Regions from separate parts of the Homo sapiens genome. Here region 1 is linked to region 2. A link is a loop called in an ENCODE intact Hi-C map of the cell type or tissue named here. Cell type or tissue: ascending aorta. All regions are shown on one strand. Links, peaks and the distances in the headings refer to the core of each region. The heading gives the core; the rest is flanking DNA. Region 1 overlaps POC1A (POC1 centriolar protein A). Region 2 has its middle 23 kb from the start of RPL29.

Region 1 (12,189 bases), core at 2,349-7,348, 71 kb after region 2:
CTTCACCCTCTGCCTCCTCACTGCTTCTCCGTGCCCCTTTCCTATCCAAGAGCTCAGGAATAAAGGCCAGACTCTGCGGCATGGCATTCCCGTGGCCCTCCAGGCCCTATGCTGCCCACCAATACTGCCTTCCCTGCCCAACCCCGCCCACCTGAGGCCCGCCCACTCTCCTACCCTAGGAGCCTCCTTGCCCTGGCCCCGCTGCTAGGATGCCTGCCTTCCTCCCCTCATGGGTGTGGGCCCTTGGAAAATGCCACTGAGGGATTCCTAGTGGGGAACCTTGGTCCCACGTGGTAAGCACGAAGGCTCCTCAGCTACATGGCCTAGGTTCAAAGGGAAACTTGACCACTAACTCGCCGAGCAGCCTTAGGCAAGTTACCAGACTCAGGGCTTCAGTTTCTTTGTAAAACACACCTCTCATAGTCACTGCAATATTCATATTAATAGCTAATATGCATGTAGAACTTGCTCTGTCTGGCTGGGCACAGGCATGCACTATGGGGAACATGACTCCTCTAGCCATTGCCCTGGCTGAGCTCCGGGATGTTGGGGGAGCCATGGGCACAGATGGGGCTTGATGAGGCCCCAAATAGGGCAGCCTGTGGTCAGGTTTGGGAGGGTGTGAGCCATTGATGCACGTGGTGGTCTGGCTGCTTCTTTAAGTTCTCCTGTGATGAAAAGCTCCTTTTACTCACTTCCCGGGTTGTGGTTGATGTGGGCGCCCCCATGATGTCTCCCTGGTGGGACTGGGGTTCTCCAGTCTCCTCCCCACCAACACAGGAGCCAGATAACTGGGCCAGAGGTGGTGTGGTCCCCACTGCTCTGAGTCTCAGGGAGAGGGCGCAGTCACCCGGCCACACTGAGGACATTTGTGGCAGGCCAGGGCAAACGTCCTGGGGCTGGCCATTGACTCAACACCCCTGGTCTCAACTGTGCTGCACTGAATGTCTAACTTTCCTTTGGCTTCATTGCAGAGATGAAAAATGTTGAATTAATCTCCCCTGTAGCATGGTTTTGACTTCACTCAGATTCTCAAGATCTAAAACAGATACAATAAAAGGGGAATCTCTTTGCTGTGGGGTCTCATGAGCTATCAAAACAAAGCAGGGCTGCCGGGCCCCACTGCCTACCCTAGCTCTGCGTTGTATCCTGCCAACTCCAGCTTTGTCACTTGGTGTAAGCCTGTGTGCGTACACACGCAGGACCCTGACTTGCTGGTGGTGCCCTTGCTAGCCTGCTGCCACATGTCAGCAGTGACTAGGGGGCCAGCCTAGCCCTCTGCAGACAGGGCCTGCAGCACCTTCACACCACCCAAGGCTCTGCCTCCTGGCCTCAGCCACCAACCAGTACCTAATGGTCTGCAGCTCAGGGGCCTTCATGTCACAGGGTACAAACGATGCCCCTCGAGCAGCCTGTGGACATCAGTCAGCCTGCATGCCAGTGATGAGGACAAAGATTGTTCTCTATTCTTTCTCATCACTGTCTTCCTGCTCCTAGACAGCACCTGGTACACAGCAGGTGCACACTGAGTACTGACTGGATGGACAAATGCCCTGAGTGCTATGGAAATGCAGGGAACACAGGTCCGGTGCCTGCCAGCCCAGGTCCCCCAGGCCAAAGGGCAGGTCTAATCTAGGGATGGGCCCACCCAGCTTGTGAGGAACACTCACCCCAGCGTGGGTCTTGGACCTGGTGAGCTTGAAGGGATAGAGGGAGAGTGGGGCGGGCAGTAGGAGGGGCAGGCCCCACCAGCTAGTCTTGGGAGGGAGGAAGCCTCATTGCTTTGGCAGGAAGTGGGGGCGGGAGTAAAGGAAGCAGTCCAGTTCCTCCCCTTCCCACCTCTGTCCTGGTCTGATGATGACTAAAATCTTTGAGGCCTGAACCTCAGAGGGGAAGGAATGGAGCTCCCCTCTCATGCTGATGTCTGACATGCTAACATGCCCAGGATCACACAGCCAATTCACACAAAAAAACAATTTCTAAAAAAATTCCTCCCAATCTCTCTAGGCCCAGCAACTGTCTTTTTAACCACTCCCCCTAACCCCACAGTCTGCTGCAAACAACAGAAAATGAGCTTTTGGTCCCTTGAGCCTATGGTCCGCGGTTGTTTCACATTATCTCAGGGATATAGGATTTCTCTGACGGTTTTGCATCCCCCAGCCCCAACCTCTACTGAGGATTAGCTCTCTTCGGGAAGTACACGAAACACTATTTTCTATTAGTGGATTAGCCACCAGATTAAGGAATCTTGGCTATTTACCTTGCTCATGGCTTAAAAACAACTCCTTTTAAATGAACACAGCTCTCTTTTCCATATCACTCTTTCCCCCAAAAGGAGAAGCTATAAAAAGTGGGTCCACTCAGACCATTCATAAAACCGGATGCTCCTGGGACCCATGGGGTGTTGCTCACACCCAAAGGGAGGACCTGAGCCACAGCCCCACTGACACTGGGGTGGGTTCAAGCACATCTCTGCCAGCCATGTACAGGCCACCAGGGAAGCCAAGTGTCTGACCGGGATAGGCCCCAAGGTGTAGGACACCAGTCATGCTTGGCCATAGGCTTTGCTGGACTCTGACTCCAGGGTGAGTCCAAACAGGGCTGAGCATGGGGTGTGGACCTTGACCTTGGCCGCCTTCTGCAACCCATTTCTTCAGAGGCTGACTTTTCCAACAATCCATATAAAGTAGTTAGTTAACTACTTTCCCAAGACCCAGCAAGACATGATCATCCTAAGCCAGACATCTTGATAGCTTGCTGGAGGCCTGGAAGTCTCAGTATAGCCTGGCGAGTCGGGCTGCAGCTACCACCCAACAAGGCCACCTCCGGGAGGAAGAAGGGCACAAGCCACCAGGGATGGAGTCTCAAGGCTCCCCCATCCTGCCAAGCATCCACTGATCCACAGTGGGAAAACCTGAGCAATCATCTTAGCGAGCTTTCTGGAGCCACTGGCTGGGCCCAGATCAGAAGGGCAAGGGGCACATAATTGCTTCCCAAATGCCATGCTAAGTTCAAGGCTTCCTGTGCTTCCTCTGCTTCCTCAGCCATGGCCACTGTGGGCATGATGAGGTTCTATACCCATAGTACAGGCCTGGATCAGGGCCCTTTACAGAGCGCATGGGAGGAAGCAGCAGGCCCAACTACAGCCCTTCCTGGCCCTGCTGTGGTGGTGCCTCATTCAGGAAAGCACCAAGAGGTCACGGGGTCAGCTGTGATGAAGTAGGCTGTGGCTTGCTTAATCTCAGAGCGGTGCAGGCCAGTTTGGGGCTCCTGTCATAACACAGGCCCCTTTCTTGTGGCCTGTGTTTGGCCTTTCCTTGGAGGGCCCAGGTCCCCGAGGAGCAAGAGCAAATCATGTGGAGTCCCCTCCCTTCCTCTTCTCAGAGCAAGCCTAGATTCAGCCCGAATGAGATGTCCCTGCATGGGCCTCTCTCCCTGCTCCCAGCCTCTGCTCTCCACCACCTGCTCCCTCCCGCCATCTCCCAGCCCTCCCCCAGCCCTCCCCCATCTCCAAGCCAGCTCAGAGCCTCAGAAGAAATCTCGTATGACCGACCATGAACATTCCCAGGCCCCAGAGATAACCACGGCTACTGTCGAGCCCATCTGGCAGGCAGGGGCCTTCAATCTGCAGCCTCTTTGGAAGGGGGTGCTTTCTGCCACAACCACAGACGGGATAAAAGATAGAAAACCAGAGTTTTTTGCCTGACCCCCATGGGAGCTGCCACCCAGTCCCCCTGCAAACACGAGCTTGCCCGTTTTTGAGTGCTGTTCGCAGGCTGCATGTCACGAAGGAGGCAGGGCACTGGCCCTGACCTGCGACTTGGGGAAGACACAGGCTCCCCTGTCCCGCCACATTTGCAAAGCCAGAGGAGCCTTTGGGAAAAATGCCAAAAATAGTAACAGGGCTGGGGAATCACCAGGGGCCCAGGCAGACAGACATTTCCCCCAGTCCCTCTGCCACCAAGTGTGTCCCTGGCACAGAACAGACAGTGTCTTGAGTCCCCTGTCCCCCAGAAGTAGCCTCTTAACAGAAGGAAAACAAGCCTCTTGTTTCCAAACCCCCACAAAGAAGTTCAGGTTGTCCTGAACATGACTCTGGCCAAAAGGGCAATCCATGAAGGTCCACAACAAGGAGGGTGGCTACATCCACTCTGGACCAAGCAGGTGAGCTGGCTAGATGTGCTGATGCAGAGAGGGGGCCCATTTTTGCAGAAACAACCCACCACCACCCTTATGGCCCTGTCTGCGAGTGGAAGCAGTGTTAGGAGGGCTGCACACGCCCTCCTGGGATCATGGGAAGACGCACTGGGTGACTTTCACTCTATACCCTCCCAACAAATTCTGTCTGGGTGCACGTGGGAGGACCGATCCCCATGGAAAACTGTATAACTATAAAATTGGGGGTCTATTTCCATAAGCAACAGCAGGTCCTCCCAGGAAAGAGGGATACAGAGAGCCCCTGAGAGTAGTGAGGCAGCTTGGCCCACATCAGGGCCAGGCACTGCCAACTTCCCCACCAGTGTGGAACCAGATGCCTCACCTGAGCAGCCCGTCAAATAGGAACTTCCAGGACTACCATGGGGGTGGGGGTGGGGGAGCAGGTTTAAGGTATCTCAAAGCAAATAGGCCATTCTCTATCCCCAAAGCAAACAGGCAAAAATCCTTGGCCTTGTTGAGTTAGGACAGCAAAACGCAATGACTTGAACACTTAACAAAATCGAATGCCAAAGAGACCCAAACAAGCAGGGCTGGTGGGCTTGCTCCCTGCCTGCTCCCCACCGCATGCATTTTCAAGTCCTGGAGCCCAGCAGCCTCCATGAGTCACAGGAACTGGAACGTGACATCACAGCATTGCTGTGGCCAGCCTGAAACACTGGGTGCCATAAAAAAACAGTTGGAGCAGGAATTTCATGGCTCGGTATTTTTAAAAAGCAGCAAGACGTGAAACTGGAGTCAAAAATAACTTTGCTGTGGGCTTCTGAGGCAAAACCACCAAGCCGCGTGTTGGGCCTATGCCGGGCCCCCTCACAGCAGCCTCCCCAGCTCCTGGGTCATTGTCCACACCCCAGAGATCCACCCCCTTGCCCTAAGGAAGGCCCAGGGCCTCTGCAACTTCCAGACACCACTGAAACCTGTTACTCCTGAGGGCAGCTGAGCACTGTGCAGCAGCCCTCTGGCCTCTTGAGGGTCCATGAAGGAAGCCACAGAGCCAGCGTGGAGGTGAGCTCATGTAGCAGTGGCTATTTGTGGAAACAGCCTCTCTCCCTGCTCACTGGAGAAGTTTTCCGGCATCTGTGAAAAAGACCCCTAGATCACCTGGCATCACCCCCAAGAGCACAAGGGGAAACAGTACCAGGGTCAGGCCCAGGGCCTCTGCTTGCACACCTACTGAGCGCCCATCCCTGGGCAGGCAGGCCTAGCAGCCTCGGGGTCCGGCCTAGAGTCCTCCAGGGGTGCTCAGAATGGAGGAGCCTGGCCTGGGGGGCAGGCAGATGAAAAGGCCCCAGGGGAAGTCCTGGCCCCATGTGAAGAGGCTGACCTCTGCTGCCCACCCCATGGGACAGACAGACAGAGGGGCAGCGCTTAAAATCTCCCCTTGGTGGAAAGCCAAAAAGAGGCAGAGATGGGTCTGAGCAGCTGCAGTTTCTGACTCCTTGTCTGGGTTTTTCTCTGGAAGCCTTGGGCCTCTGGGGTCAAGCCAACTTTCTCAGAAGACTTGAGGTAGGCCCAGCAGGTGAGTGACCCCAGGGCAGCCACAGGACAGGCGTGTGCTCTCTCCAGAGGGGATAGGGGAGGGGTGGGTCTCAGGACAGGATCAGAGCAGGGCCCTTGGACCCTGAGGGAGAGGCGTGCGATCTCTCAGTGGGGCGGGGAGCTCGCAGCATGTGACGCCCACGCTCCTGACCTCAGGCCTAGCAGCTCCTGAGAATTCCCATAGGGGGCTCAAGGAACAAAAAGCCCTCCAAAGAAAATCTTCAGTTCCATTGTTAGGAAATACATGTTCCCTAAAAAGCATTACAATATCTACATTCAAAGAACAGAAGTATCACATACATCTTCAAAGAGCTTCCATCTTGGGCCCTGTTGCCTAGGTCCAGGTGGAAGGGTCTGATCTAATGGGCCCCATGACCCATGCCTGATTTTCAAGTGTCTATGTGCACCCCAGTGCCTCTGTCACCTCCTGTGCCCTCCTCCTTCCCGGGGTTGGGGAATGACTTCTTTCTCCCCTCTCTTATCCTCCTGCCTAGCCAGACACTAGAGTCTCACTGGCAACTCAAAAGCATTTCTGGGACTTGAGTCCAGCGGTATGGGGACTGTGGAATGTCCACTCCTGTCATTCCTGTGCCACAAGCCTGCCCCAGTGCTTTCCCATATTGCTCCCAGGAGAACATCGACTCACTGCTGTGCTTCACAGAACAGCTGGCACCAGTCTAGCACACTCAGTTAACCAAGAGCCGCACAGCAGAGCTCAGAGGACCCAATGAGGCATCTCTCCCCATTTTACAAGGGAGGAGACTGAGGCTCTGGGATTGATGTCACCTGCCCAAGGTCACCCAGGTGATGAATGGTGGAGGTGTGCCCAGGCTGACAGGCAGGTGGCTCACTGGGTGAACAGAGCAGCCCTGAAACTCAAGGAGGAACAGTTGCTCCCCACAGCTGGTGGGGATGTGTAAAGCTGAACAAACCCCAGCTGCTCAAAGCATGGCATCAGCTGGGATCAGGGCCCAGAGAAGCTTAGCGAAGAAACCAGTGATGCCCCAAACAGCAAGCTCAGTGTTTACTGGGGCAAGGAGGGGTCATCCCCACACAGGGGCAGGCCAGGGCAAGGATGTGTCTGCTCTTTGGCTGGTGACCTAAGGGACTCGGCCTGCTGGGCTCTCTGATCACAGAGCCCTGGGCAAGAGCTTCTGGCCTTACCTTTCAGGGAGGTCAAGTTTGGTTTGCAGAATTTCTTGATGAAGCCATCCCTAACTGCACCAAAACTGTTTGGCAAGGGAAGCTAGGGATGCTCTGGCCCACAGTGGTTGAGATCAGGATCACCTGGCCTCCTGGAGAAGCCCCAGGCTGGCTGGACCCCGAGGCTGGTCCAGGCACAACAAGCCATTATTAACACATTATCTGCACCTGGCATGATGTTGCTGCCATGTGCCAGGTGGGAGGATAAAGTGAGGTCCACAAAGGGAAGTCCTTGGAAAGTGGCAGGCCTCAGATAAAAACCAGGAGGATGAAAACTATGATGAGTATGTGATCCCCACACTCTGAGGACTTTTCATCTAAAACAACTACGTGGGGAGGCCTGAAGACTGCACCTGCTCGGCTCACAAGGTCACCCCAAAGTCTATTTTCCCCATATAAATACACTTTTGAAAAATAATGTATGGATTTTATAAAAAAGGCTTTCATAAAAAAGTAAAACACCAACCCCATTTCTGGAGTTAAAGGGTTTCTGATGCTGTGCAAGTCCCAAGGGCAGTTTGGTTTCCTCTTCATCTGAAAGGCCTCTTGGCCTGGGAAGGCTGGGGGAAGCTGCCCCACTTGCTGGCTTGCTCCGGAGACCAGGAGCCTTGCAGGGGCCAGCCAAAGTGCTGTTTGTCTCATCGCCCCTGGGATGGAGCCATGATAGCACTGCCCTTGCTCGCGTCTCAACTTCTCTGTGTCCCCATCTCCACTCTACCCCAGACCCTCAGCATGGGTCAGGCCTCGACTTTGCCTAGTGTCCCGTCAGGTGAGGGTGAACTCCTGGGCTGCTGCTTCTGTTACCCCACACCAGAGGACCCATGGCCTTGACCCGGTGTCTGGACTCCCACTTGTTTCCAGTTATTCCAGTTGCCAGCTCCTCTGGGGAGGCCTGGCTCTGACCTTGGCAGATTCAGTCCTGAGTTCTTCCTGAAGGTGGGACTGGGTCTCACACAGGGCCCACCACACAGAGTGGGCTCAGTGAATGTGTGTGCATGGAAGGAACCTGCCACCTCTGCTCTGAGGGCCAAGGAATGGCTCTCCTGGGTAGGGAAGGGTCTAGCTTCATGAGGCAGTGGAAAATTGGGAGAGCTATTTCTGGTGCTGTCATGCAGATCCCCCTGGCCCCCAAGCCTTGGATAACGACAATGGCAGCAACAGGAGCAGCACCCAACACATCAGCAGTGCACGGCGTTGTCAGGTACTATTCAAGGAGCTTCCCAAGAGGCCTATGAAGTGGGTATTATTATCAGCTCTGTGTTCCAGATTTGGAAAGTAAGGCACACAGACTCAAAGTGACTTGCCCAAGGTCACTGAGCTAGGCAATGGGGAAGCCAGACAAAACCTGAGCCACTCCTCTCCATTGGCTCACTCAGCTTCCTGGCTTCCAGGCCTTTCCTTTACACAGAGGAGCCGCTGAAGGGGTCACCCTGGGGAGGACTGAGATTGGGTCCCTGACCCTCAGACTGGTGCCAGACAGGCCACAAACATCCACAGAGGTGACCTCGCCACATGGGGCCATACCAGCCTGTTGAACAGGAAGGCAGGCTTTGAAGACTGTGAGCCTCTGAAATAGGGTGTCCTACCCAGGGGCTGGAGACTCTGTGACTCACTCAGAAAACATCCCTGGCTACGGCCCGCTGCATCCCCATGGCTCTCCCCTAGAAGGATGTTCTGCAGGATGGAGGCCTGAAGGACCCAGAAGGCAGCTTCCCTCTCAAAGGCCACTCTGAAGTAGACTTCCCTGTGGGGGAGGGAAGGGATGGTGGAGGCAACAGAGGAGAACAGCACAATTCACATGGATGACTTTGTAGTAGGAATCAGTGTTGGGGTGGCTGGGCATCCTACCCCTCCAGAACACAAAGGCTCTTCAGGACTGGGCAGATGGCAAGGAGTGCTTGCTGATGGGGTGGCACCCGAGACCAATATCCACAGACCAAGTAGGAAGCCCAGCTGAACAAGCCGCTTGGGAAGATGGATGGTGGTGGCCGCCTGGCACTAAGCTTCAGGGGAGGGCTGGGTCAGTCTGGACCATCCAGAGCGGGGCCTGCTGTGGGCCTGCCTCTGCTGGGCCAATGCCAAGAGAAAGGCACAGGGAAACTTTCAACCCCCTGGTGGAGATAGCTCTGGCTGTGGCTGGAACATCTCAGCTAGAGAAAGCCCCATCTCCAGGAGAGAAAGGTTGGCCTAGAAGACAACCAACAGTCAAGCCCAAGGAGAACTTGCCAGGATTAGCACAAAGGTGCTATGCACAGTTCTGAAAATGGGTTGAACTTTAAGGCCTCAACTGGTGCTTCATCTGCAGAACTCAAGTTTCCTCGGGACGCATTGAGTCCGTCAAGAACATGCCTCGCTTTATGGCATCCAGAAACACACAGACACTGTCAGTTTTGCAAAGCAGGTGACTGGCTGATATTGTTGGCATCTGGTCGGGGGTGGCCTGCCAGTTGGATTTGCAAAGGGGCTGAATGGTGTGAGGCAGGACCAGGGTGCCACAGAAGCATTGAGACATCTAGACACCCAGCCATGGGCCAAAGGCCACAGGCCACAGGCCAGCCTTCACTTACTCTCTGCGATGCAAGTTTTTTAAAAGTTACTATCATACTCCTAACTGTGAACACATAACAAAACCTTCCATGTGCACCCCTAAAACACAGTGACAGGAAATGTTTTTAGTGTTATACTCCTCTGGATCCAATGAAGCTATTTTTAACCACCTTCTCAGACTTAATTTCCAATTTTATCCTATAAAGTTCTAATTGATTCCACCTCCCCTAATCTCTCACTTGGCGAGGCTGTGAAAAACATGAGGCAGTTGCTGACGGGTTTGAAGTGGGGTGGCTTTTAAGTCTTTGCATGCTGCTCACATCTCTCTCAGCACATGCCTTCTTCTCAGGGCTTAGCAGCCTCTCAGCAAGGTCTGTACACTGGGCCCTGGAGTCCCACAGCCCCCAGTCATGACACCTGGCCTTTCCCTTCAAGAGTGCTTTCTTCAGTGGGCCCAAGGTGTGCCATCCCAGCTGGGCTATGATGACACACCCTGGAAGAGCTTTTCTCACTTAGCCCACGATCCCAAGCTGGGGAAAGGATACCATGCCATCTCAGCTCCATTTCCGTTAGTGACATCAAGGGTCCTTTGCGTCCTTCATGTGAGCTGGACTGGAGACCACTCTTCCTTGCTTCCCCATCCCCCACCCCCTGGCTTTAACACCTCTTTTCCTCGTGGGCCACATGTGTCCCTCTTGCAGCCTCGCTCTACCCATGTGCTGGCATGGTAGAGGAGGATCTGCAGAGTCCCAGCCTGGCCTCAAGAGCCAAGGAGATGAGGAATTGGGGAACCTCTAAATCCTGCCTTGCCCCCCACCCCAAGACCACATATCCACATGACAGCCACCTGGAGCTTCACTCATTCCCTGGACGTGCCCATGGCCTCTCCAGAGCCACAGGCAGCCAGGACCTCTCTTCCTCCCTCGGGTGAAATGGCCCTGCCAAGCATGCCCCTATTGCTGGCCACCACCTCTTGTCAAGGGATTTTGCTCTTACTGAAACTGCTACACTACGAGCCTGTGTTATGGCTGCCAACCTACGCTCCAGAGGGCAGGGCCCATATCCATCTCAGTGACGAGGGTGGTCAGGGCCACAACTAACATTTATTGAGCAGCTACCTAGGGCCAGGCATGGGCCAAACATTTCCCAGATTCATCTCCCTTAATTCTCACCATGAATGTGGCAGGCAGAGCCCACAACCACCAGCACATTACAGATAAACATACCAGGGCTTGGTGAACTAAAGGGATTTCCCCAAGGTTGCACAGAGGATAAGGAAAGGTCCAGGCTCAAACTCATAGCCTAGGTTCTCAGAAGCCCTGACTCACTACTCAGTTCCCTGGCATGCCCCTGCAGTGCCCATCCAGCAAAGAGTGGGAGGAATAAACAAACACAGTGTTTCTTTCAAAGCTCTTCAGTGGCCCAGGCCAGCTCTAGGTGAGCACACTCCAGTAGTACCCAGCATTGGGGATTTTGGAGTCTAGTGGTCTGGCCAGGGCTTGAATGGCTCCAAGAGCCAGGATCCCCGGGAAGGCTCTGCAATGTCATTAATATGGACTGGAAAACAGGTCCGTTATAATTATGTTTTTAAAAATCCAGCACCTGTTGTCCAACTTCAAACGGTCCAAATGCGGGACCAAGTGCAGATGACGGGATGACGGGTGAACCCACAGTGTGGCCTACCTGAGTGAGGACATCCAGCTGGCCCACAATGTGCTCCAGCGTGCTAGTCAGTGTCTGGGGCACACTCACGGGCTCCTGGGGCTGGCTCTGCACAGACTCCACACTCCTGCCTCTGCCTGGGGGGACAGGGAAGTCCACTTCTGGCTAAAGACAGAAAGAAAAAAGTTCCTCAGTCTATCCAGTGCTTGAAGAAATACTGTGAGAGGAATAGCCCCTCCAAAGGATGAAAGGGAAAACCACCAGCAAATTTGAGAAGGTAAGCTCCAAGTGTCAGTAAGAAACAGCAGCGTGGCGGTGTTCCCACATCTGGGTCCACACACATACCTTTCCAGGCAGAGGCCTTAAGTGGGGAGTGGAATCAGAATGCCTTGTGATCCAGGCAGGAAGGGGCCTGGGGAGGAGGGCAGGTAGGCAGGCCAGTGAGTGGCCTCAGCCTGCTCTTGGAGCCCCTCAGGGAAGCTAGCTGCCTCCCATATCTTCAAGCAGCTGGCACCCACCAGCAGGCATCCAGGTGAGTCCAGAGATGCTGAAGCCTGGCCTGGGCCTGAAGTCCCTCCTCTTCCTGGTCAGCTCAACTCTAATTCCCCACCCTTCAACATGGGGGTGTGCCAGGCTTCACAAATGCCTTTCCCAGGCCCAAGAAGCTGTGGCCCAGAACTTGGTGGAAGTGTGTGTGTGGCGGGGAGAGGGGTGTTCCAACCCCACCCTGGCCCAGATCCCCTGGAAAAACAAAGATTTCTGTGTGCATGTCCCAGGCTGGCACATGGCTGGCAGGAATCAGACTCCACAGGAAAGGCACCCCTGGGCTGCTTCAGATAGGACTCCAGGAGGTGAGGGGCTTAGTGTTTCTGCGTAAGGCCCTTCAGCCCCTAAATTCAGCAAAGTCAGCTCCTTGCCTTATGCACAAAGGCTTCTGTGGACCGAAGAAGTGCTGTGCACATGTTCAGTGGGCGGGATGCTGGAGCCAAGGATGTCCAAGGGCAGGGCTGGTCTTAGAGCCTG
Region 2 (12,189 bases), core at 4,394-9,393:
TGGAAGGTGCTAGATTATTATATTGGGGGATGGAGTTGTTGGCACTTAGCTCCTCCCCACCGGAAAGGACCAGTTTCCTGTCCGTGAGTTGTTAGCTTTGACATGCTGAGCTATAGCCCCGTGGAGCCTGATCACAGGGGAGCCTGCGATCCACGGACAAGAGAGTTGCCCAGTATCTTGTAGGGCCATGGGCACAGTCCTCCCCAGCCCGGCTCATGTCACGATCTTCCAGGAACAGCCTGTACTTTGGCATGGCCCTGAGAAAGAGCAAAGACGGTGTTGCCCATCCTGTTCCAATCTTGTCACAGGAAGGATATGTGTCTGGCCATGTCCAGCAGATGTTTCAGGCCAAGTGTGTAGCCCAGGATAGCTTCCTGGGCAGCTGGCCCCAGGTTGGGTGTGGGGGAAGGGAGGGCAAAGGTCAACATTGAGAAGGGACAGCAAAAAGGGCTCAGGGTAGAATTTCAGACCCGATTGCCTAGGGCAGATTGGGGTAAGGTGTTCCCAAGCTTCTTACAGGGTCAGCCGCCATGAGGGTCACCCAGGTACCACGTTGGAGGCCTGCTTAGCCAACCTCGACTAGATGTGAGTGGCTCTTCTCTACACACCCAACTGAGACCACAAATCCCAGATGCATGAACCTGCTGGGTCTGGCCCACCCCAAGCCAGGAGGCAGTGTGGTCAGAATGCCACACCATATGCCAGGAGCTTGGTGTGCCACTCTTGGCTCTGCTATTGCATTCAGGATGTCACTTTATCTCTCCAGGACTCAGTTTCCCCTTCTGGAAAATGGAGCAATACACACTAGCCCACCATTTGTGGAATGCCTGGGTACTGTGCCCAGAGATCTTTTGATGTTTAATCTCATTGCTCACCTGATTCTGAATACAAAAGTTGAGGCTTCAGGAGGAAGCAGGCTGCCCAAGCCCATGATCCATGGAGGCAGCTTGTATGTGGGTCTGGCTGACTGGGTGCTGGTGCAGAGCTGAGCTGGGGCAGCTGCCTGTTGGCTCTGAGACCACTGTGCTTGCTGGGCTCGGTCTGCCCCACCCCATCCTCCCCTGGAACAGGTTTTCTACTCAGAAGTTGGCCTCTAAGGATCTCCCACCCAAAGGGCTGAAGCTCTGGATGCTCATTTTTCCCTGACTCGCTTGGGAGCCTGGTGAGATGTAAGGGACCCCCTGTTTTTCATCCCTCTCTTCACTCTCTCCTCCTAGCTGCATTCTCTGCCCAGCTCTGGATCCTGGAGGTGAGATCAAATGGGAGAATTCTGTTGGCCCAGGCAATGTCATCTTCCTTCAGATGTGTGACACCTTCCTAAGTCTGGCCAGGCAGCAGGGACAGAGACTCAGGCCCACCTGGGACCTGGTGACCCAGGCTGTTCAGTGGCAGCCAGAGGTGGGGGCACAGACTAGGGGTGTTCATTGTACAGACACCCTTATATCCTGAAGGGGATCCAGCTGGGATTAGGCTGGATGCCAAATAAGACAGGCAGCATGTGGAAGCCCAGGACCCGGGTTCAAGTCCTACATCCACTAGAGCAGGCTAGGAGAGCTTAGATAAGTCACTCATCTGTCCATCCATGCATCAACCACCCACAATCCATACAACACACATTTATAAGGCATCCTCTGTGTGTCAGGTGCCATGAGCAGGTGAAAACCTGCCCTCAGAGGTTGCAAAGGTGTAAGCATGGGAACAATCTCATAAGAACAGAGAGATGAGAGCAGGGTGTGTGCAAGCAGGATCCTGGTGTTGTGCAGGGTACAGCTTGCCCTAGTGGACAATGATGATGCAGCAGAGGTGGACCCAGAGACGACCAGGCAGTTGGGGCTCCAGGTTGGGTGCACACGTGTGCATGTGTCACAGGACTCTGACTCTGGGGGCTGTTGGTAGAAGCCTGGAGGCCCCATATCCCTGCGGTAGTCGCCACACTACAGCAAAGTAGTGTGTTTGACAGGAAATACCTCGGCAGCCATTGCAATTTAGGTTGCAGAGCACAGAGCAGTTGCCCCCGCGATGGTCAGGAAGCCCAGACCAGCAGAAAGGGGTGGAGAGAAGGGACTTCACCTGCTCTGCCCTCAGACTCTGCTCCCAGCTTCTGGCCTCAGGCTACACCAAGCCCCAGGATCCAGTGCGTGCATTAAAGGAAGTCCGCAAAGCCTTCCTGGCCTTCTTATCAGGGATGGCTTTGGGAAGGCGTGGGTTGGCAGCAAGGCCTCTAGGGGGCCACCCTGGAGTTAGGCTTAGGGACGAGGGGGTAGCGTGACTTTTTTGTGGCAGCTCTCAAATGCTGGTGTCCAGCCTCCCAGTGCAGTCCCATCTCCTTCCTGTCTCTAACCTACCTCGTTGTGGTGGCTTCATCTCTGGCTGGGCCAGAACCCCACTGGAAGACTACAGTGGACACCTCTCTGAGGCCCACTCCAGCCAACTGGGTGGGTGAACTCAGCTTAGTCTCTTGACCTCTTTGGGCTGGGAGTACCCTTCTGAGCAGGTACCTTTGGGCCTCCAAGTCCCCAAGGGAAACAAAGAAAGGGACTTTCAATCCTAGCACAGAACCAAGAAAGGAAACAGGTCAGGAAGGAGGTGGCCAAGGTACTTCTTGCATGCTGGACCTTGATGACGGGAGGCCCCACATCCCACATCAGCCTCCCTCTAGACTCCAGTGTGTCCACCCCACTCCCTCCTGGGGTAGGGCCCATCTAGCTGCTTCCAGCCAGTTGCCTGGTGCATGGTCGGTGCTTGCAGAGGGAGTGCCCTGCCTCTCTGTCTGTGCTTTCTGTAGGGGAGGATCCACTTTCAGACCCTCACACGCCCTGTTCCTTCTGCCTGGGACAGTGTACACCTCACCTGACGGAGCCTAAAGGTCACTGCCTCTGGGAAGCCTTCCAGGACCACTTTAGTCAGGCCAGGCCCTGCACGCTTGTCTTGCTTTGTCCAGCTCCATCTCCTCTTCTGAGTGAGGGGACTCCCCAAGGGCAGGCCTGGGCCCCCAGCATGCCCTGGGCTGTGCCGGGGCTCTCAGGAGAGCTTTTAACTTCCTCTTATCTGCCATTCCTACTCCTGAACACAGTCTGCTATCTTTCCCCTGGAAGAGCTGAGCAGGAGGGGAAGCAGCCACTTCACCTCAGCAAGACCTCTTGGATGCCGCTTTCTGGGTTTTTGCCACTCCCCTAGCAGCCATCTTCCCTGAGGGCTACCAGGGCTTCGGGCATCCATCTCTTCTCTTCCAGAGCTACCTTCTGCAGGAGAGATCGTGAGCAGGAAGGGAACAGGGCTAGGAAAGGGGGCTGGGGGCTCCAGGGGAAGATCCCTGAAAGACACACTGCACCCCAGCTGTCTGTCCCTGCAGCATGCGATGGAGGCTGGGGGTGGGGGATGGGGGAGATGGCAGGGGCTGGTCCTCGGTCCAAATCCAGGTCACTCCCAGCCTGTTCAGCAGCCGCTCAGTAATTAGGGGCCAGCAGGACGTGGGCAGGCAGGTGGCAGGAAGCCTAATTGTCTGATTTTTCAGGTAATTAACAGGCGGCTGTCTGGCCAGTCCCCACGGGGCCCAGCATCCGCCACCCCATCCCCTGGGCAGCCCTAGGTACCTAATGAGGCCAATTACTGAGTGGTGCCCAGGTTCTCATTAGCCACCTGGAAAGGTCATGTGGGACTGGCACCGGGGGGCAGGGCTCAGCCAGCCATGGTGGAGGCTGGGCCTCTCCCCGAGAAATCGGGGTGCAGCATGGACAGGCTGCTGGGCTCTGCTGCTGCCTGTTGAGGGGTAGCCCGTCCGACAGCTGGGACCTCTCTTCACAGCTCCCTTTTCAGGACAGCAGCTTTAGGTCAAACGCCAAACTCCCTTGCCACCTCCCAGCCATGTGGACTTGGGTATGTCAAGCCCCAATCTGGCCCTGGGATTCCTGGATCAGAGATGATGGACGTAAAGCCCAGTAGGTGCCCCGCACGTGGGTGGGCACTCACCTTCCAACAGTGCCAATTCCTGTCCTGACTCTACTTGTGAGGAGCAAGAGGACAGAGGGGATAGAGCCTGAGGTCACCAACATGTCAGGAGCCCACTCTGCAGGGCCCTGGAGGCTGAGGGCAGCAGGGACAGCTCCCTGGGATTCACCCCAGGGGACCTCAGCACCTGGGTGGGGAGTCTTAGGAGGGGTCAGTAGAGGTGGCCAGACCAGGCTGGGGGTGCTCTAGAAATGGCTGGACATCCAGGGCATCTGAGCTGGAGGAGGAGGGGAAGCAGGCAATCACCAGGAAATGAGGGGATTCGGAGACCATGGTGGAGCCCTCCCCCTCCCTGGGTGCTCTGGGACATGTAGTGAAAGAGCCCGGAGTCCCCACGCTCCTGTCCGAGGCAAGAGCTCGTTTTGTCTTGGTCAATTCTCGCCATTTTCAGCCCAGGAAATCAGGGGAGGTCTGCATCCTAGGATGTTGAGCCTTTTGGGCTTCTGTGGCTCTTCTGTTTTAAGAATTTTGTGACCTAATTCCATGCTGACAAATTCCATGCTGTTCCGGCTTCTGTAATTGTCAGCTAACGCTACTTTTGGTCCTGCTGCTGGCCTAGAATCTAAGTTAAGGGTTTCCAAAATGTGTCCCCCAGGAGTTCTTGGGTAGAGGCGGAAGTGAGGGGTGAAGGGATACCTGACCCCACAACTGAAGCAGCTTGCCTTTGGTCACTGGGAAAATATTGGTAGCTGCCCCTTTGTGAGCTCTTGCCTTGTGCAGGAAATCCGTCTCTATGGTTGTGTTTTGTCTTCATAAAACCCCAAAAGGAAGATAACATCACAGTCCCATTTCCCAGATGAGGATGCTGAGGCTATTCCAGGCTAAGGCTGAGCAGCTTGCCTCAGGTCTCAGAGCTTATAGGAAGAGCCGGGACTTGGATCCAGTTTCCACTCTGAGCCACCGGGAATATGGGTTCCTTAGAAAAAAAACTAGCTGCAGGGTTGGGGATGTGTGTGTCACATTTATCTAAACTTGTTTCCTCCAAGTCGGGGTGTGGACGCTGGCCTCTCTGTCCCAGGGAAGCGTGGTTCTAGTGCCAGGTCACCCAAGGACCCCTGCATCCCGCCACGCAGTGTGGTGTCTGTGTGTTTGAGGGCCCGTCTGCCTGTTTCCCTTCCCTCTGCTGTGGGCTCTGCTTTGCTCACGGTCCAAACCAATAAGATCCAGCCCAGAAATAGCATATGTTTCCAGCCTCTGCTCCTCCAAGTCATACATCGCCTGGTGTGATGTGTCCCTGTGTCAGCCTGCTTCAAGACTCAGGGCGGGGGTGGCTGAGGAGGGAGTGTGAGGAGCACGCAGGGCCACCTCCAGGTTGAGATTTAGAGGTGAAGAGCCGGGTGAGCCCAGGACACAGCCTCAGAAGGCAAGTGGGGACCAGTATTCCCTAGGCCTGGGGCCGGGTTGGGGGCTCAGCCTGGGTTGGGAGTCAGAGGTTGATGGCCCAGATTCATCCTGGGCCTAAGGGTTGAGACTTTAGAAACTAGCTGGGCACGGTGGCTCACGCCTGTAATCCCAGCACTTTGGGAGGCTGAGGCGGGTGGATCACCTGAGGTCAGGAGTTCGAGACCAGCCTGACCAACATGGAGAAACCCCATCTCTACTAAAAATACAAAAAATTAGCCAGGCGTGGTGGCGCGTGTCTGCAATCCCAGCTACTCAGGAGGCTGAGGCAGGAGAATCGCTTGAACACGGGAGGCGAAGGTTGTGGTGACCCAAGATCGTGTTATTGCACTCCAGCCTGGGCGACAAGAGCGAAACTCCGTCTCAAAAAAAAAAGAAACTAGAGTTGGGGCCCAAAGGTTTGGGCTTCAGTCTTGTCTAGCAGTCAGAGGTCCAGACTCAGCTTGGAGTTAGGAGTTAGAGGGCCGGGTTCACTGTTCACCGCAAACTGACCTTTGACCCTGACTCCGACCCCAAACTGAGCTTGGACCTTCATCCTCGTCAGGACTCAGGCTAGTCCCAAAGGCCACGACTGCCTGAGGAAGAGGTCCCCAAAGACCCAGAAGCCTTCCTATTTTCTGGAGACGACTCAGAGCAGGACTGGTAACAAAGAGATGCCTGAAAAATGGGCGTCTAGGGCTTGGACATGACCACGCACAGGGTGGTAGCCAGGTGCGGTGGCACGCGCCTGCAGTCCCAGCTACTCAGGAAGCTGAGGCAGGAGGATCGCCGGAGCCCAGAAGTTTGAGGTTACAGTGAACTATGACAGTGCCACTGCACTCCAGCCTGGATGACAGAGCAAGACCGTGACTCTAGAAAGAAAGCAAAGGGCTTGGACCGAATCTTGTTCCCGAAGGCCTCCAGCCCCGGCTGCCTGCCTGCTCCCAGGGTGTGCTTCCCCTGAAAACTTGGCTGCTCATCTCTGAAATGTGGGTGATCACAGCACCCACCTTCACGTCGATCACGCTCCCTCTGGGTTGCCGATTTCTACCCTCAAGGCTGTAGCCTCGAGGGACCAGGGGTAGCTGAGATATTAAGTGCGGATGAGTGTTTGAGGCGGGTGTGTGAGACACCTAGCGTGGGTTCGTGCCCCTTCCCTACCTCCACGGCATGGGGGCCTCAGGGACGGGGCTGAGCCAAGGCTGTAGGTCCCCAGTCACAGCCCAGGGCCCCATCACTTCCCAGGCTACCTCCAAGAGGTAGCCCTGCGGCCTGTTCAGGCCTCATATGTCCCACCTGAGCAGGGGACAGGCAGTACTGTCCAGGGAATCTTTTCCAGGCCTCCATTCGGCCAGCTGGGTTTTCCCGCCTCTTCTCCATTCTGGGCCCAGCGTGGAGAGACATTTGGGGACCAGCCCACATGGCGGCCAGTGGAGGAGCCAGGGTGGAGTAAGCAAGCAGGAATGAGAGGCCAGCGGGCAGCGGAAAAGGGTGCGAGGGGGAAGCCTTATCACAGGCTTCTCTGTTCTCACCTCCCACGGGGCCTGGTCACAAACCGGCCTCAGGCACCAACCCACAACTGGGGCAAGAGGTCTCCCCTCCCCAGGGGACCACAGGAAGATTCAACCAAGGGGGAAACCAGTCCTGTGTGAGGGGCAGAGGGGTGGGGGCTGGAGGAGGAGAGCACCCCTGGGGGACAGCAGTGGTGGAGTTCAGAGCCAGCAAGGGAGGGGTGGACGACAGGGGGATTGCTCTGCTGCCCAGCATGGGAGGCCTCCAGGGTTTGGCTGTCAAAGTCCCGGTCACCTCCTCCAGCTGAGCTATTAATACCCAGCTACGACCCACGCACCCTTGCTGGGAGGACGCCGAGTTCCTCAGGGAGCTAAAAATGGTTTCCCATGGGGGCAGGCAAGCCCTCCTCCCTCTCTTCTTGTCAGAGGAGCTAAGGCCAAAGGCCAGGCTGGCTTGGAAGGGGACGGGGCCAGAGTGGAGGGGCAGAGAGAAGCGGGTGGCTGAGGATTCCAGTTGGGAGCAGGAAGGCACTCATCCAGTCCAATCCCCATTGCTCAGAAACCCGAGAGGGAGGGGGCTTGCCAGTGGCCCGTTCCAGGAGGGGACCACACCAAGGTCTCCTGGCTCCTTGCCCCCATCCGGACTTTCTCCTTTCCCTCAGGTCTTCGTTTGGGCCTCCCCAGGCTGCAGTGGGGCTGGAGACTGAGGACTGCCTGTCACCTCCTGCCAGGAGGGGCCTAGAGGAAAAAAGGGGGCTCCAGGGAGACGTTTGGAGCCTCTGGTAGGAGCTGGGCTGCCTAAAGCATGGCCACTTATGTTTCTGTTTCATGTGCAAAATCTTGTTTATCCACAGCATTGTCTGAGAAGGGAATTACTGGCAGCACCATTTTACAGATAACAAAATTGAGGCTCAGTCATCTCCCCAGAGCTTGAGCTGGAAGGAGCCAGGCTGCCTGACTCCAGACCCTATCCTGTGTTGCCTCCTGTTATGGGTTATTGGAAAAGGAGATTTCCTGGTGTGTTAGCCGGGGGCCCACGAAAAAGGTGTTTCCATCCCAATGTCCTGGTCATCACAGTGTCCGGGCCCACTGAGGGGCATGGACCAAGAATGAGGAGGCTGCACGGGTGCCCTTCTGCATTGACCAACCCTCCTGCCTGGACCCATTGGCCACTTCTTTCTCCATTCCTGGGGCTCAAGGGCACATCCTCAAGGCCTGTGCTGGTCTTCTGGCCTCAAGGCCACCCAAGGCCACCTGTTTCCTGCTGTGTCCTTTTTTCTCATGGCAGATGCTCTAGGGTCCAGACATAGACCCCAGAAGAGTGCAGACTTGGCCAGCAGATTCCAGACAAGAGAGTGGCTGACAGAGGTGTCAGCCCCAGAGGTCCCCCCGTGCTGGAAATCCCGACAGCTGCCTGGCTAATAGATCCTGGGTACCAAGCCCTGACCCCGGGCAGCCAGCGGCCGTGTCAGGGGTCCAGAGAAGTTGGGGGAGGTGATGGCTGGAGCCAGGGCAGTCTGCCTGTGGTTAGCGAGGCCGTCAACACCTTCTGGGTTGCCAAGGCAGAGTGGGGTAGGGGTCTGGGAGAGGGGTCCTGCCCTGGCCTGGAGAGAGACAGTCTCTGGCCTGGCCTGGAGGTAAGGGTAGAGGCAGCTTCTGCCCTAAGGGTTCTGGGAAGGCTAAAGGATGTAGGCTGAAGGAGACCTGGCTCTAGCTTAGGAATGTAAGGAGGGAGACAGGCCCCTGGCCTTTGGAGCTGGTAGAGGGGGTTTATTTCCTAATGGCTGGTGGGGACTGGGGTGCTGAGGGGTTGTCTCAGACTGACTTCACTTCTCCATCCAGGAAATGAGCTGGCCTAACTCTGCCTGGATTTTCCTCAGCCCCTGGGGAGGGTCCTTGCCTTTGAGCTGGGGTAGGGAGAGACTGGCCACCCTCAGAGACCGGGTTCCAAAGGAGCCTCTCCCGGGATGGGCCCAGGGTGGCTGCCACCTCCTACCTGCTCCCTTGCCCCCCATGCCTTCGGTTCTCCTAATGTCCTAACATCCACATGCTCTCCTGCTCTGGGGCCACTCTCCAGGCAGTCTTCCTAGATTGATACAGGCTGGGAGGAACCATGTTCCCAACGCCCAAAGCAGGCCTGGAGCACCCCTGCCTGCCCCTGCTCTTAGGAACCCTCCCCAGCAAGGCCTGGCCTGAGGCCGTGGGCCTCCACCTTCCTTTTCCTGTTCTTTTCTCGGTGCTGCCTCTCTCCAGGCTGTCTCCTACACAGCAGCCCTCTGGTTCTCCCTTGTGTCTCTCCATCTTGTTTCCCTGGGTTTTATCTTTGTCCCTTGGTTTCAGACTCAGACCCGGCTGTGTCTCTGGTTCAGTCTCCATTCTGCCTCTCTGCCTCTGCAGTTGGACTGGTGACTCCCTGTCCCCTCTCTAGCTCTGCTTGGCTCTCTCTTGTCCTGTCTCTGATTATCTCCACCTCTTTGTCATTGTGACTCTGGAACCCTCCCTGCCTGGCCAGGATGCCTGCTCAGACATCTGCTCCAACTGCCACGCACTGGGCCCCATGAAGAGCTTAGGGGACTTGTAGTCTCAGCTCTGGCCCAGTGCCAGGGGAGCTCCTGTGATTCCCAGGAGGCAAGCGAGGGAGAGACGAGACAGAGGGCCGCGTGCCTGCTCTGCTTGTCCCTTGGGGAGCCTAATGATGCTGGGCCTCCCCTTGGTCAGGCCATTGGCCATGCCCCCCCACCCTGGCTCCCAACTCCCAGCACCACATGGCTCATGGTCACCCCCAACGCCCCCACTATGGCTGTGTGACCCTGGATGAGTTTCTGAGCCTCAGTTTCCTCTTCGACAGAGTGGAACCAATTCCAAGGCCAGCTTCAGCAGGCATCAGAAGGTTAAATGTCAATGCACATGGCAGGCATCTGGCACTGTGCCCAGCATGCTGTGGCGCTCAGTAGAGTCCCCGTTACCATCACTGTGGCGGTTATTCTTCAGGATCCCCAGAGCCATGGCCAGTCGGATGGGGGCTGGGTGGAGCCTCTGCTGCTTGTCCCCATGTGCACCCTGCGTCCCACGCCCGTCCTTCCTCTGCTGGGCAGTAGACGCCCCCACAACCTGGGACCTGCCTGTCTTCGGAGCCAGTCTGAATTGTACACAGTGATGCTCACCCAATTAATTTTCACTGGCTTGGGGATATATTTTTTTTAAGAAGACATTTTTCCAGGGGGAAAAACACGCAGGAGCTATAATTAGTTGGGAAGAGGAAAGAAGAGCGGAGTGTGTGAATCACCAGCCCCAGTGACAGACTGTTGGAGCCGAGCAGAAGTTTCAAGAGAAGCCACTGGGTTGTGGGTGAGTTGGGGTGGTGTGTCGTGGGGATGGCGCGCTGCCGCAGGCAGGCTGGGGTCCTGGAACACCAGGTCCAGGGATGGGCACCTTCACCCCTCACCCTGAAGAGTCTTTTGCCCCGCCTCTCCCCAGACCCTGTCACCCGACACCCTATCCCAGCGTTCAGCTTCCCTGCAGCTCCTGTCTGCCCTGACTGACCCCAGGACCTCTCCCCTCCCCAGTCCTTGCTGACACAAGCCTGAGCAGAGAGACTAGCACTCAAATGAGGAGAGAGAAACTGTAGAGGATTTGAGCTCCAGGGTTTGGAGACTGTCCAGTCCAACTCCTTATTCATTCATTCATTCATTCATTCATTCATGCATGCATGCATTCATTCACTTAGTCATCAAATACTGAACTACTGCTCTGTGCCTAGCCCACAGACAAGCAAACTGAGGCCCAGGGAAGTGCCAGGCCTTGCCCAAGGCCATACATCTGTGAGTGGTGCAGCCTCTCTGCCTGTCCGTCATCACTAGCTCTGCTGAGCCAGGCCCTGGCCAGGGCTCTGACCACCAAGGTGACCACAACTGGAACCCACTCTCACAGAGCCCCTATCCCAATGGGGAAGCAACCAGGTACCTGTTAGACAAGGAGCCTGGAGGTAGTTCCTGACCAGCCTGGTGGACATGGAGGACTTCCCAGGGGAGGAGGAAAAGCAGCATGACAGCGGCCATCATGCTGGGAAGGACCTTAAATGACTCAGTGTGCCTAAGCTCGGGGAGTGGCAGGAATTGGGGTCAGGGTTGCTAGAGAGTGAGGCTTCTTGGACCAGGTCATTACAATGCCCATTTTGCCCACATTTCTCCTGAGCTCCTGCCTGAATGGGCATGACCTGCTGGCCAGGGGCACCCTGGGGCAATGCTCACCATGTGGACTTGGTCCTTGGAGACCCTCCACTAGTTCTTCCTGATGCCGGGAGCACCAGTCAGTCAGTGGACCGGACAGTCAGTGACCAAGGAGTGTGGCCCTGGGTTTCTCCCTCCCTCCTTCTCCCCTGGCTGAGGACCGGCTGCCTGACTCTCTAGGGGCCCCAGCTCAGGCCTCAGGAGGGAGCACACTGGAGCAGTGTGGCCTGGAACTGAGAGCAGAGGCCCCAGGTCCCCAGGGAGGGGATGCTTCCTCCCCTGGGAGAGCGTGGCATCATTCGGCACACAGAGAGCTCCCTTCTAACCCCAGACCAAATTAGCCTTCCAAATTATAGGCTGCGTTTCCTCTAAATTGGAGACTGGGTGGGAGAACAGAGGCCCGGCTCTCCTTCCTGCTTCCTGTTCACAGAGGGCCCTCAGTTGGTCTAGTCCCAGATCACAGGACCACATTCAGAAAGAATTCAGGACACACACACCCTCCTGCCCCTCAGTTCAGGGATCCCCAGGTCCCAGACCAGCATCCAGGGCTCAGGGGAAGCCTGTACCCTTCTGGGGTTTGACAACGAACTTAGAGCCAGCATGGTTCAGATAAGGCCAACCCAGAGTTCTGAGGTCATTTTCCGGGGGGAAGTCATTCATTCAAAAAACACTTTCTGGGTACATTCTCTGTGCCAGGTACAGGACAGAATGAGAAGGTGCACAGGTGGCTGTGGGAATGCCTGGTGAGGTTAGGGAGGGCTTCCTGGAGGAAGAGGCATATAAACTGAGACCCCAAAAAATGAATGTGCTCTTGGTGAGGGGAAGAGAGGGGAAGACAATTATAGGAGGAAGGAGCATTGAACGAAAATCCCAGGAGCAGAGAGTGAGGGAGTGGGCATCAAGAAGTGGGTGGAAACATTGGTTTGTCCAGATTAGGGGGTGGGGAGGAGTGTCAGTCAGCCACATTGGGAGGATTGCATTTCATCAGGGAGGAGGCCTTTGAGCAGGGGTGAGGGGGTGGGGGGTGCTGTGCAGAAGCAGGGCTGGACCCATTGCCTGAC

What was found. Peaks named below come from ENCODE experiments on the same cell type or tissue, not always from the same donor. Only the 100,000 strongest peaks of a DNase experiment are listed, where the experiment ranks them.
Region 1: it touches region 2 in a loop (3-fold over the local background); 2 of 110 quality-filtered maps call a loop at or near these places.

The regions. Positions count from the first base shown.
Region 1 is chr3:52,085,382-52,097,570 of GRCh38, forward strand. POC1A (POC1 centriolar protein A) reads right to left here. Exons shown (of 11, transcript NM_015426.5): 10 at 11,188-11,331. Among named protein-coding and RNA genes, the nearest start is that of LINC00696, 26 kb to the left of the region's middle. In ascending aorta, for the core only: no CTCF peak of the experiment used is centred there; DNase peaks (open chromatin) are centred at 3,236, 4,840 and 6,380; H3K27ac peaks cover 4,882 bases.
Region 2 is chr3:52,012,604-52,024,792 of GRCh38, forward strand. No RefSeq gene overlaps it. Among named protein-coding and RNA genes, the nearest start is that of RPL29, 23 kb to the left of the region's middle. RefSeq lists enhancers at 2,426-3,305, 2,981-3,050, 6,129-6,891, 6,892-7,654, 11,327-11,706. In ascending aorta, for the core only: no CTCF peak of the experiment used is centred there; DNase peaks (open chromatin) are centred at 6,938 and 7,268; H3K27ac peaks cover 5,000 bases.